Linked DNA regions of Homo sapiens: region 1 is linked to region 2. Evidence: read pairs that join two places in POLR2A ChIA-PET (ENCODE). Cell type or tissue: CD4-positive, alpha-beta T cell. All regions are shown on one strand. Each heading gives the region's core, and the rest is flanking DNA. Links, peaks and the distances in the headings are about the cores only.

What was found. Peaks named below come from ENCODE experiments on the same cell type or tissue, not always from the same donor. Only the 100,000 strongest peaks of a DNase experiment are listed, where the experiment ranks them.
Region 1: POLR2A ChIA-PET joins it to region 2 with 7 read pairs; 2 of 35 experiments call an interaction of 5 or more read pairs at or near these places.

The regions. Positions count from the first base shown.
Region 1 is chr16:74,930,678-74,936,062 of GRCh38, forward strand. All of the region lies in intron 8 of WDR59 (WD repeat domain 59), which reads right to left. Among named protein-coding and RNA genes, the nearest start is that of WDR59, 52 kb to the right of the region's middle. In CD4-positive, alpha-beta T cell, for the core only: no CTCF peak of the experiment used is centred there; no DNase peak of the experiment used is centred there.
Region 2 is chr16:75,009,487-75,014,871 of GRCh38, forward strand. The region is part of intron 1 of ZNRF1 (zinc and ring finger 1); the gene reads left to right. Among named protein-coding and RNA genes, the nearest start is that of ZNRF1, 13 kb to the left of the region's middle. RefSeq lists enhancers at 2,334-2,443, 2,754-2,843. In CD4-positive, alpha-beta T cell, for the core only: no CTCF peak of the experiment used is centred there; a DNase peak (open chromatin) is centred at 2,615; H3K4me3 peaks cover 702 bases; H3K27ac peaks cover 1,329 bases.

The sequences.
Region 1 (5,385 bases), core at 271-5,270, 79 kb before region 2:
AGGTCAGGAGTTCGAGACCAGCCTGGCCAACATGGTGAAACTCTGTCTCTACCAAAAATACAAAAGCTAGCCAAGTGTGGTGGCACATACCTGTTATCCCAGCTACTAGGGCGGCTGAGGCAGGAGAATCATTTGAATCCAGGAGGAGGAGGTTGCAGTGAGCTGAGATTGTGCCACAACACTCTAGCCTGGATGACAGAGAGAGACTCCATCTCAAAAAAAAAAAAAAAAAAAAAACAGAAAAGAAAAGAAAAGAAAAAAGTTCAGGTAATGTCTCGGAGCAAGACTCCATCTCCAAAAAAAAAGGAAAAAGGGAAGAAAAAAGTTCAGGTAATGTTCTAATGAAGATGAATCCCTGGAGAAATCAGACTATGTAGTTTGATAATTTGGATTTATAAATATCTATGTGTGTTTTCCTGACTTTATCACAGTATAAACATTGATTTTTAACATACTATTCTAACTTAAATAAGCCTTGGGTTTATTTTCTCATGGAAAGCTTAATTAATTTAAACTTCCTAAATTATGTAACTATTTATATGAATTACAGGAGTTATCATTTCCACAAAATATTTAAAATTATTAAAATATAAAAATTACATTAAATCGAATGAATGAAAACAACTGATGCTTTTAAAAAAATGTTTGCTCTTATGAACTTTCTTTTTTCTTTTTTGAGAGATGGTATCCCTTTTTCAGGCAGGTTGGAGTGCAGCGGCACAATCTTGGCTCAATACAACCTCGACCTCTTGGGCTTGAGCTATTCTCCCACCTCTGCCTCCCAAGTAGCTGGGACTACAGGTGGTTGCTACCATGCCTGGCTAATTTTTTGCATTTGTTGCAGAGATGGGGTTTTGCCATGTTGCCCAGGCTGGTCTCAAACTCCTAAGTTCAAGCAATCTGCCCGCTTCAGCCTCCCAAAGTGCTGGGACTACAGGTATGAGTCACTGCACCCGGCTGAACTTTCTATAATAATAAGGATCACAAGAGCTGAGTCTACAGCCTGGTGAACATGGGGAGACCCATCTCTTAAAAAAACCTCAAAAATTAGCCAGGCATTGTGGCTTGCACCTGTAGTCCCAGCTACTCTGGAGGCTGACATGGGAAGATCGTTTGAGCCCAGGAGGCCAAGCCTGAAGTGAGCTGTGATTGTGCCATTGTATTCCAGCCTGGGTAACAGAGCAAGATCTTGTCTCAAAAAAAAAAGAACAACTTAGCTATTCCATTACAGTATCAAGGTAAATATGTTTAATATTTCTTTAACAAACTCTTAATATAAACTTTTGCTCCTGTGTTATAATATCAACTTAAATTATAATTTCAAAATCTTTAAGACCTTGAACTAATATTAATGAATAACCTTTGAATATATAATGTTTAAGCATAATTTTATATATACACATATATATATTTATTTTATTTATTTATTTTTTTAAGAGATAGGGTCTCACTCTTACCTAAACTGGAGTGCAGTGGTCTGATCACAGCTCATTGCAGCCTCAAACTCCTGGGCTCAAGCAATCCTCCTGCCTTAGCTTCCTGAGTAGCTGGGATGACAGGTGCATGCTACCAGCCCAGCTATTTTTTTATTTTTTAGAAACAGGGTCTCACTATGTTGTCCAGGCTCATTTCAAACTCCAGTCCTCAAGGGATCCTCCCACCTCGGCCTCTCAAAGTGCCAGGATTACAGGCATGAGCCACCATACCCAGCCAAGAGTATCTTTTGAAAATTGAGTCATGAAACATAATTTTTACACACACACACACACACACACACACACACACACACAACTATCCTGGCTCCTTATTTTGATACTATTTATTTATCTGAGACAGGGTCTCACTCTGTCACCCAGGTTGGAGTGCAGTGGTGTGATCACAGCTCACTGCAGCCTCAACCTCCTCGGCTCCAACAATCCTCCTACCTCAGCCTTATGGGTGGCTGAGACTACTGGTATGCACCATCACACCAAGGTAATTTGTTTATTTTTTGTAGAGATGGGGTTTCACTATGTTGGCCAGGCTGGTCTCCACCTCCTGGGCTCAAGTGATCCTCCCTCCTCAGACTCCCAAAGTGCTGGGATTACAGGGGTGAGCCACCATGCCCAGTCTTGATTGTTTATTGATTGTCCAGTTAATAGGGTGAAAGGATTTACAAATACCTTTCGATCACATTAGTATACATGCTTACTTCTGCTGCCTTAAAAATGTCAAATGTTATCTATGATTGTAAGAGGATGTGTTTGCAAGATAATACATGTGTTTCTTGATTTATCAAGGAGAAAAATGGAATAATTTCGCCTTATATATTACATGTTGACAAAGCTGGCCAAATGTTATGGATTTTCTTGTAAAAAATGCCTTGTGGAAAAGATTTTTGTGCAAAACATTATATGGATAGTACACAAAAGGAATAAAATTAAAATGCCAGCCTGGGCAACATAGCAAGACCCTACCTCTACAAAAAAAACAAAATAATTTGACATGGTGGCATACACCTGTAGTCCTAGCAACTTCAGAGGCTGAGGTGGGAGGATCACTTGAGCCCAGGAGTTCAAGGCTGCAGTGAGCTGTGATCATGCCACTTGGAGTGCAGCCTGGGTGACACAGTGAGATCCTGTCTCTAAAAAAGAAAAATCACACCTAAAATGTAGGTTTTATTTCCATTTAAACAGCAACTGATCTCTGAGCACATCATTTGTTTAAAACAGTAAAAACTCAGTCTACACCTAGAGAGCAGAGATTCACCAAAATACTGTTACTTTTTGTGTTTTTCATAAAGCTCATGAATCATATGCCTAAATCCCTTGTTTTTTAAAAATGCTACCATTCTTAATAATTTTTATCACTTACTGCTGTATTTAACTTTAGTTTCACTATATATCAAGACTGCAATCATTTCTTATCTTTATTTATTTATTTATTGAGATGGAGTTTAGCTCTTGTCGCCCAGGCTGGAGTGCATGTGGCATGATCTCAGCTCACTGCAACCTCCACCTCCCAGGTTCAAGCGATTCTCCTGCCTCAGCCACCCAACTAGCTGGGATTACAGGCTGCACCACCACACCAAGCTAATTTTGTAATTTTAGTAGAGATGGAGTTACACCATGTTAGTGGGGCTAGTCACGAACTTCTGACCTCAGGCGATCCACCCGCCTCGGCCTCCCAAAGTGTTGGGATTACAGGCGTGAGCCACCGCACCAGCCATTTCTTATCTTTAGACCCTTATATAACAACTCTTTTTTGCCAAATTCAGGTCCTATGTTCAAAATAATAAAATGGTCAAGATGTCTTTTCAGCTTAAACTACTTTTGGGTTTCCCACATGGCCACAGGGTAAACTATAATTCGCCCCTCAACTTATAAAAGGAATGATACTCAAAATAATTAGATATGCTTGTCATTCTGCAGATTTTTAATGAGCTCTACACTGTGCATGCCTCCCTATTATCAAATCCACAGTATGTGGAAAGCTAGCAAAGAAAAGTTCAGCCTCCCCAGATTAATTATATACAAGTAAAATGTTGTTAATATGAATACATTTCAGCAACTGTTTACTTTTCAATTTGGATAGAAACATATTCACGTTCATGCATAAAGACTGGCATATAACTGTTAGCAAGATTAATCCTTTTTTTTTAAGAAAAAAAGAAAGATTTTGTTTCTAGATTTAAATATGTTCACCAACTGGTGACAATTATACAATTTATGGGATTAATTAGAGGACCCTGGAGATTTGATAATATCCTCACTGTTCATAACATGCTCTTGCTCTCAAGGCAATCACTGATGCAGTCTTATAAAACGATTATATGTCATTTGCAAACAGAAGACTTCATTCTATTTCAATCTGATACAGGTAGTTATTATAAATTAACCGGAGCCATTCCATCCCCCCATTCACAGATAATTTCTCCTTTTCATTTACCCTTTTCTAAGGGTCCCTGCTACAAGCTACAGATCAGAAAAAAGTCCTCTGAAGAAATATCAGGGGCCAGGTGTGGCTCACGCCTGTAATCCCAACACTTTGGGAGGCTGAAGCAGGAAGACTGCTTGAGCCCAGGAGTTCAAAACCAGCCTGGGCAAGACAGTGAAACAAAATATATATTTGTTCTTTATATATAGATATATACATATCTATATAGACAAAGAGAAATATAAAGAAATATCAGAAGAGCCTTGGTCAAAAAAGAACCAGGTTTCCTTGAGGGTTGATGTCCTAGGAAACAGACTCAAAGCTACATGTTTCTCACCAGAATGTAGCAAGGGTGGTCGGGCATGGTGGCTCATGCCTATAATCCCAGCACTTTGGGAGGCCGAGACAGGGAGAATGCTTGAGGTCAGGAGTTTGAAACCAGCCTGGCAAACATGGTGAAATTCCATCTCTACTAAAAATACAAAAATTAGCCTGGCATGTTGGTGCACCCTTGTAATCCCAGCTACTGAGGGAGGCTGAGACATGAGAATTGCTTGAACCTGGGAGGCAGAGGCTGCAGCGAGCCAAGATCACACCACTGCAATCGAGCCTGGGCAACAGAGCAAGACTCTGTCTCAAAAAAAAAAGAATGTACCAAGTGACTATGTCTGGATTTCCAGGACTCTCTTTGTCTAGAAGGCAGCAATTTTGTGAAATAGGCTGCTGTTAACCCAAGATCAGGGAAAAAAAAAGATTATGTAAAATGATATAAACTCATTTAATTGTAGTTAATGTTCTATTTCTAAGGGCCACATAAGAAAAATTCTTTTCTTTCTTCTTGATCTATCCCTAACCTTCAACTCAATTGTTTTGTAGTTAAATAATTTATAAACTGAAGTGAAATACACATTTAGTGATACCTTGCTCCAGCTGACCCCTTAGAATTTAGAAAATAAAAATATAATAAAAATAATTAATATAAATTATGAGCTAATAAATTGTCATATAAACTTAAAAATGATTATGTAGAAAAATTACACATATTGGTCCTTATCTACTAAAAAAATGGTTGAATGTTATGCAAAGTCCCTTTTCTAAGTTTCTTCACTTTTTATGATCATGCTATTTACATACATTCAATAAAAATTGTCTTGCTAGCACTGTGGGAGGCCAAGGCAGGTAGAGCACAAGGTCAAGAGATTGAGACCATCCTGGCCAACATGGTGAAACCCCATCTCTACTAAAAACACAAAAGTTAGCTGGACATGGTGGCATGCACCTATAATCCCAGCTGCTCAGGAGGCTGAGGCAGGAGAATCGCTTGAACCTGGGAGACGGAGGTTGCAGTGAGCCGAGATCGCGCCACTGCACTCCAACCCGGGTGACAGAGCAAGACTCCACCTCAAAAAAAAAAAAAAAATTGTCTTCCTTCTAGGATATAGTGGAATAAATCAAATACCATGCCAAAAA
Region 2 (5,385 bases), core at 113-5,112:
TTCCATTGTCTGTCTACCACGTTTTACTTTTCCATTCATCTGTTGCTGGACGCTTGGGTTGCTTCCATATTTTAGCTATTGTAAATAGCTGTAATTCATTGTTAGAAATGTGAATTTCTTAATATCTCTTCAAGACCCTGCTTTCACTCCTTTTGAGAATATACCCAGAAGTGGAATTGCTCCATCATTTGGTGATTCTATTTTTAATTTTTTGAGGAACCACCATACTGTTTTCCACAGTAGCTGCACCATTTTATATTCCTACCAACAGTGCACAGGCTTCCAGTTTCTCCACATCCTTGCCAATACTTGTTATTTTCTGTTTTTTTTTTTAATAGTAGCCATCTTAATGGATGTGAGGTAGTATCCCATAGTATTCATTTGCATTTCTCTAATGAATTAGTGATATTGAGCATCTTTTCATGTGTTTATTGGCCATTTGTATATCTTTTTTGGAGAAATAATCTATTTATATGTCCATGTTTGAATCAGGTTGCCTCTTTTCTTTTCTTTTGATACGGAGTTTTGCCCTGTTGCCCAGGCTGAAGTGCAGTGGTTCAGTCTCAGCTCACTACAACCTCTGCCCCCCGGGTTCAAGCGATTCTCCTGCCTCAGCCTCCAGAGTAGCTGGGATTATAGGCGCCTACCATCATGCCCTGCTAATTTTTGTATTTTTAGTAGAGACAAGGTTTCACCATATTGGCCAGGCTGGTCTCGAACTCCTGGCCTCAGGTGATCCACCCGCCTCAGCCTCCCAAAGTGCAGGGATTACAGGTGTGAGCCACCACACCCGGCCTGGGTTGCTTTTTTCTTTCGTTGTTGATTTTAGTGCAGTTTTAAGAAACTTTTTAAAGCCTTGTTTATGATAGCCAACACTAGTGACTGTAATGTATTCCCCTCGGGAATAAGTAATAAATCTGTGTTATATTTGAGTACATTTTGCTCAAAATAAAGAATTTAACGAATTGTCTCATGCCAAGAGATTTTATGAGTACTTTGGCTGTTGGTAGTGCCTTACTTTCAGAAGGATAATTTTTGGAGAAATTTCACTTCGTATTTAGGTATGTATGGTCTCTCATCTTGGTCTTGGTGAATCAGACTTGTCATAGGAGTGCTCCAACTTTCTTGTTGGTAGTAGCTTGAGCCCTCTGAAAAGTAATTAATCCATACTTCATAAAGAGTTGTTCTGAAATTAGTCACCTCTGTACTGTACTGTTTTTTTTTGTTTTTTTGTTTTTTTTTTTTTGAGGAGTCTCGCTCTGTCACCAGGCTGGAGTGCAGTGGCATGATCTCCACTCACTGCAACCTCTGCCTCCTGGGCTCAAGCAATTCTCTTGCTTCAGCCTCCCAAGTAGCTGGAATTACAGGCATGTGCCACCACAGCCGGCTAATTTTGTACTTTTAGTAGAGATGGGGTTTCGCCAATTGGCCAGGCTGGTCTTGAACTCCTGACCTCAAGTGATCCGCCCACCTTGGCCTCCCAGAGTGCTGGGATTGCAGGCGTGAGCCACCATGCCCAGCTGGGAGAAGCTTTAACCTGGATTCAGGAACAGAGGTAGGAGAACCTAAGATCACAGGCCTCATCTGACGTGGTCATTTTGCACATACTTCTTAGCTTTTTGGAGATCTTTTCATTTTGTTTCCATCTTAAATAACCTTTTCCCTGTGGAGAAGGTGCCTTTTTTGGAGAGAGCCATTAAGATTCTTTTATCCTGCTGCCTGCCTGAGTATTCTGGGAATCCTACAAGGATTTGAGGGAGCCCTTGGGATTCCAACCTAACAAATTAGTTTTCTGTAATATTGTTCTAGTCCATTTAGATTGTGTAAATGATCTAAATGGTGTAACCATTTAATATCAAAAGTATAACAGCATTTAAGTCAGCTTTTCGAAGAAACTTTTATTTTTTAACTAAAAACAAACTTTTTTTCAGAGACAAGGTCTCACTATGTTGCCCAGGCTGGACATGAACTCCTGGGCTTAAGACATCCTCCTACCCTAGCCTCCTGAGTAGCTGGGACTGTGGGCACACGCCACCATGCCTGGCCAAAGACACTTTTTTATAGCTCTGCCTGCTGCTATAACAAGTGTTCCTAAATACCCATGTACATCCTATATTATTAGATTTCCTCAACTCTGGTTAGCTATGACTGAAACATTCATGCCATTGCAGCCAGTGCCCTGGAAAGCTATAAGCAAGTCTTAAGACCTGTGATAAGGGCTGACTTGCAAGCTAGCTGCCATCCATCTTAATATCTGACGAGCCCAGTCATGTTGGCTGTGTTTAATTGATCCATTTCCTACTTGCTTCCTCAACCCAGAGGCCAAGGGCAGCACAAAAGGATAGTGAATCTAAATGTCTCCAGTTTTTTGAGGTATAGGAATCTCCTATGAAGTGGCAGACCTTTGAGAAATAGTATTATGAGCTGTTCTGTTTTGCTGTGGCTTTGGAAAACCTTTGGATTCCTCTACTGAAAATTTGTTTGAAAAAAAAATCTTTTTAATGAAACAGTGTGAGTCATAAAGCAGCCACCACCCCTTCTCATAATAGCATTTCTCACCAGGGGAATTTTTGGTAGCTGTTGGGGGAGGGATTTGAGTAGGTTGTGGATGATAAATCCCTTGAGGGGAACATAACCAAAGGCTGCCATATCAGAACGCTGGTGCTTTCCATGCTGACACCAAGCCCTGAATTCAAAGTGCAGGACAGCAGAATAGAACAGAGAAGCCTGTGCTCAGTGAATTGCTGCAGTAGCATGACCAGTGAGACTGGAGTTTCAATTAAAACACCGTTGTAGTGTAAAAGGATCATGAGATGGAAGGAGGCCTTGGGTTAGAGAGCCAGAAGCCATTTATAGGCAGAACATCAGCTTTCTGGATTAAAGGATGGCTGTGGACCTAATGATGAGAATCTAGAGGTCATGGGGAATTTCCTTACTGTCTGTGCCCCCCTTTTCCATATGGTCAGCTTGGTGCTTGGCACTGATCATGGCACACTTTACAAAAAGTGGATTCATATAAGGTCGTCTGTGCTCTTCTAAGATTTTAGGTCTAAAGCATTTAGAGTGGCGCCCAGAGGAGACGCCACCCAGTCAGCCTCCTTGTGGCATAGTGAAAATGAAACATTTAGGGATACTGAGAGCTTAGAACAAGCCAGAATTATGATATCAAATCTCAGTTGCCTGTCTTAAACTTTTCTGCCAACCTAGCGTGAGTTTTAGCTGTTTTCAACTTCATTATTTACAGTTTCTCGGGACTCATGTCTGAACCACTATCTTACATAAGCTACAGACGGGAAGGGCTGAACGGTTATTAGAAATGTGTTAAGATTTGCTTTCCTTTGGAGAGTCATGGCCTGTCTTCTGTGTTTTCCTGGCTTTGTACTTTTCTTCAAAGCCTGTTACCGGTTCCAGGTCTCCAGAGCTCAATAAAGGGGAAACAGGAAGTGAGCATTTGATGCATAAGAGCCAGCAAAACATAATAAAGGGCACAGGCATGGAACCAGGAGAGAGAATTGTGGGAGTGAGTTTTCTTGAAGGCATCAGTTCTGTAGGATTAGAGATACATCCTTCAACAATGACTTTTAACTCCTTCAAACAAGGAAAAAGCAATTAGGAACCTCTGTTCAGAAAGGACCAATTTTTCTTAGGTTATATAGTAGAGGTTCAACACTTTCATATGACAGCATACAAGTAATTATAAAGTATCTTTTGCCTAAGGAGTTCAGAACACAGAGAAAAGTGATGATCACCTTTATAAAGGAGTAAGAATTACTTCTCTGTCTCTTTACTTGAGGGCCCACAGGGTAAGTCTTATCATGAGTTCCAGCCTGGAGCCCTGACTCTTACTTTTTCTGTCCATTCAATTTTTTTTTTTTTTCCGAGATGGAGTCTCACTCTGTCGCCAGGCTGGAGTGCAGTGGCGTGATCTCAGCTCACTGCAACCTCTGCCTCCCGGGTTCAAGCGATTCTTCTGCCTCAGCCTCCCGAGTAGCTGGGACTGCAGGTGCATGCCACCATGCCTAGCTAATTTTTGTATTTTTAGGAGAGATGGGGTTTTACCATGTTAGCCAGGATGGTCTCAATCTGTTGACCTCGTGATCCACCCGCCTTGGCCTCCCAGAGTGCTGGGATTACAGGCGTGAGCCACCGCGCCAGGCCTGTCCATTCAGTTTTAGTAATGAACTCTGAAGTTTTAGTCCTGCGGTTACTAAATGGAAAAGTCAGAGATTTGTGCTATTTCAATTTGGTTCACTTGTACATTTCAGGAACTCAAATAGCTGTGTGACTCTGAAAATGGGAACTCTTTGGTGTCTTGGAATTATTTATTTATTTATTTTTAATTTAATTTTATTTTTTTTTTCGAGACGGAGTCTCACTGTATCGCCCAGGCTAGGGGGCAGTGGTGTGGTTTTGGCTCACTGCAACCTCTGCCTCCCAGGTTCAAGTAATTCTCCTGCCTCAGCCTCCCGAGTAGTTGGGATTACAGGCAAACACCACCACACCCGACTAATTTTTTGTATTTTTAGTAGAGGCCGTGTTTCACCGTGTTGGCCAGGCCGGTCTTGAACTCCTGACCTCAGATGATCCACCCGCCTTATCTTCCCAAAGTGCTGGGATTAGAGGTGTGAGCTGCCGCGCCTAGCCTGGAATTATTTTTTTAAAAATGAAATATTTTAGGCATTCAAGAAAGATAATATGCTCACCTACCAAGCAGATTATAATAACTAAAACATTACAGGTATAATTGTATGTACCCTGGCTTATTCCCATTTTCTCTTTCCCTCTCCAAAGGGAACGACTGCCCTCACTCGTGTTTTTCCCGCCATATATGTTCATGCTTTTGCTCCCTGTAGCTATCCAAAACACCATTTGTTTTCTGTAAACTTCATGTAAACTGTATAGACATGGAAGGAGAAAGATATTATGAGGTGTGTGTGTGTATATATGCTACCTCAAAATGGAGGTAGTATATAAATTCATTTTACTACTTATTGCTATAGCACATTTATTTTCACAGCTATACTCTATTGATCTATTTATTGATCTATTGATCTATTCTGTTATCAGTGGATATTAAAGTTATTTTTAGTTTTTGAAAATTTTGTTTCATTACATACGTGAATGAGTTTTTCTAGGGTACATCCTTAGTCATGAAATAGTGGGGTTACAGGGTATGTGTATGTGTGCATGCGTGCATGTGTGTGTATCTTCAACTCATAATTAAATATTGCCCAGTAAATCCCCAATGTGCTTATACCAGTTTACACTCCTGAAATAACATATTTTTGCTTGTTCTGTGTCCTTGCCAAAATTTGATATTGTCATACCTTAATTTTTGCCAAGCTCTAGTGGGTATAAATAGTATAATATTGTGATTTTATTTGT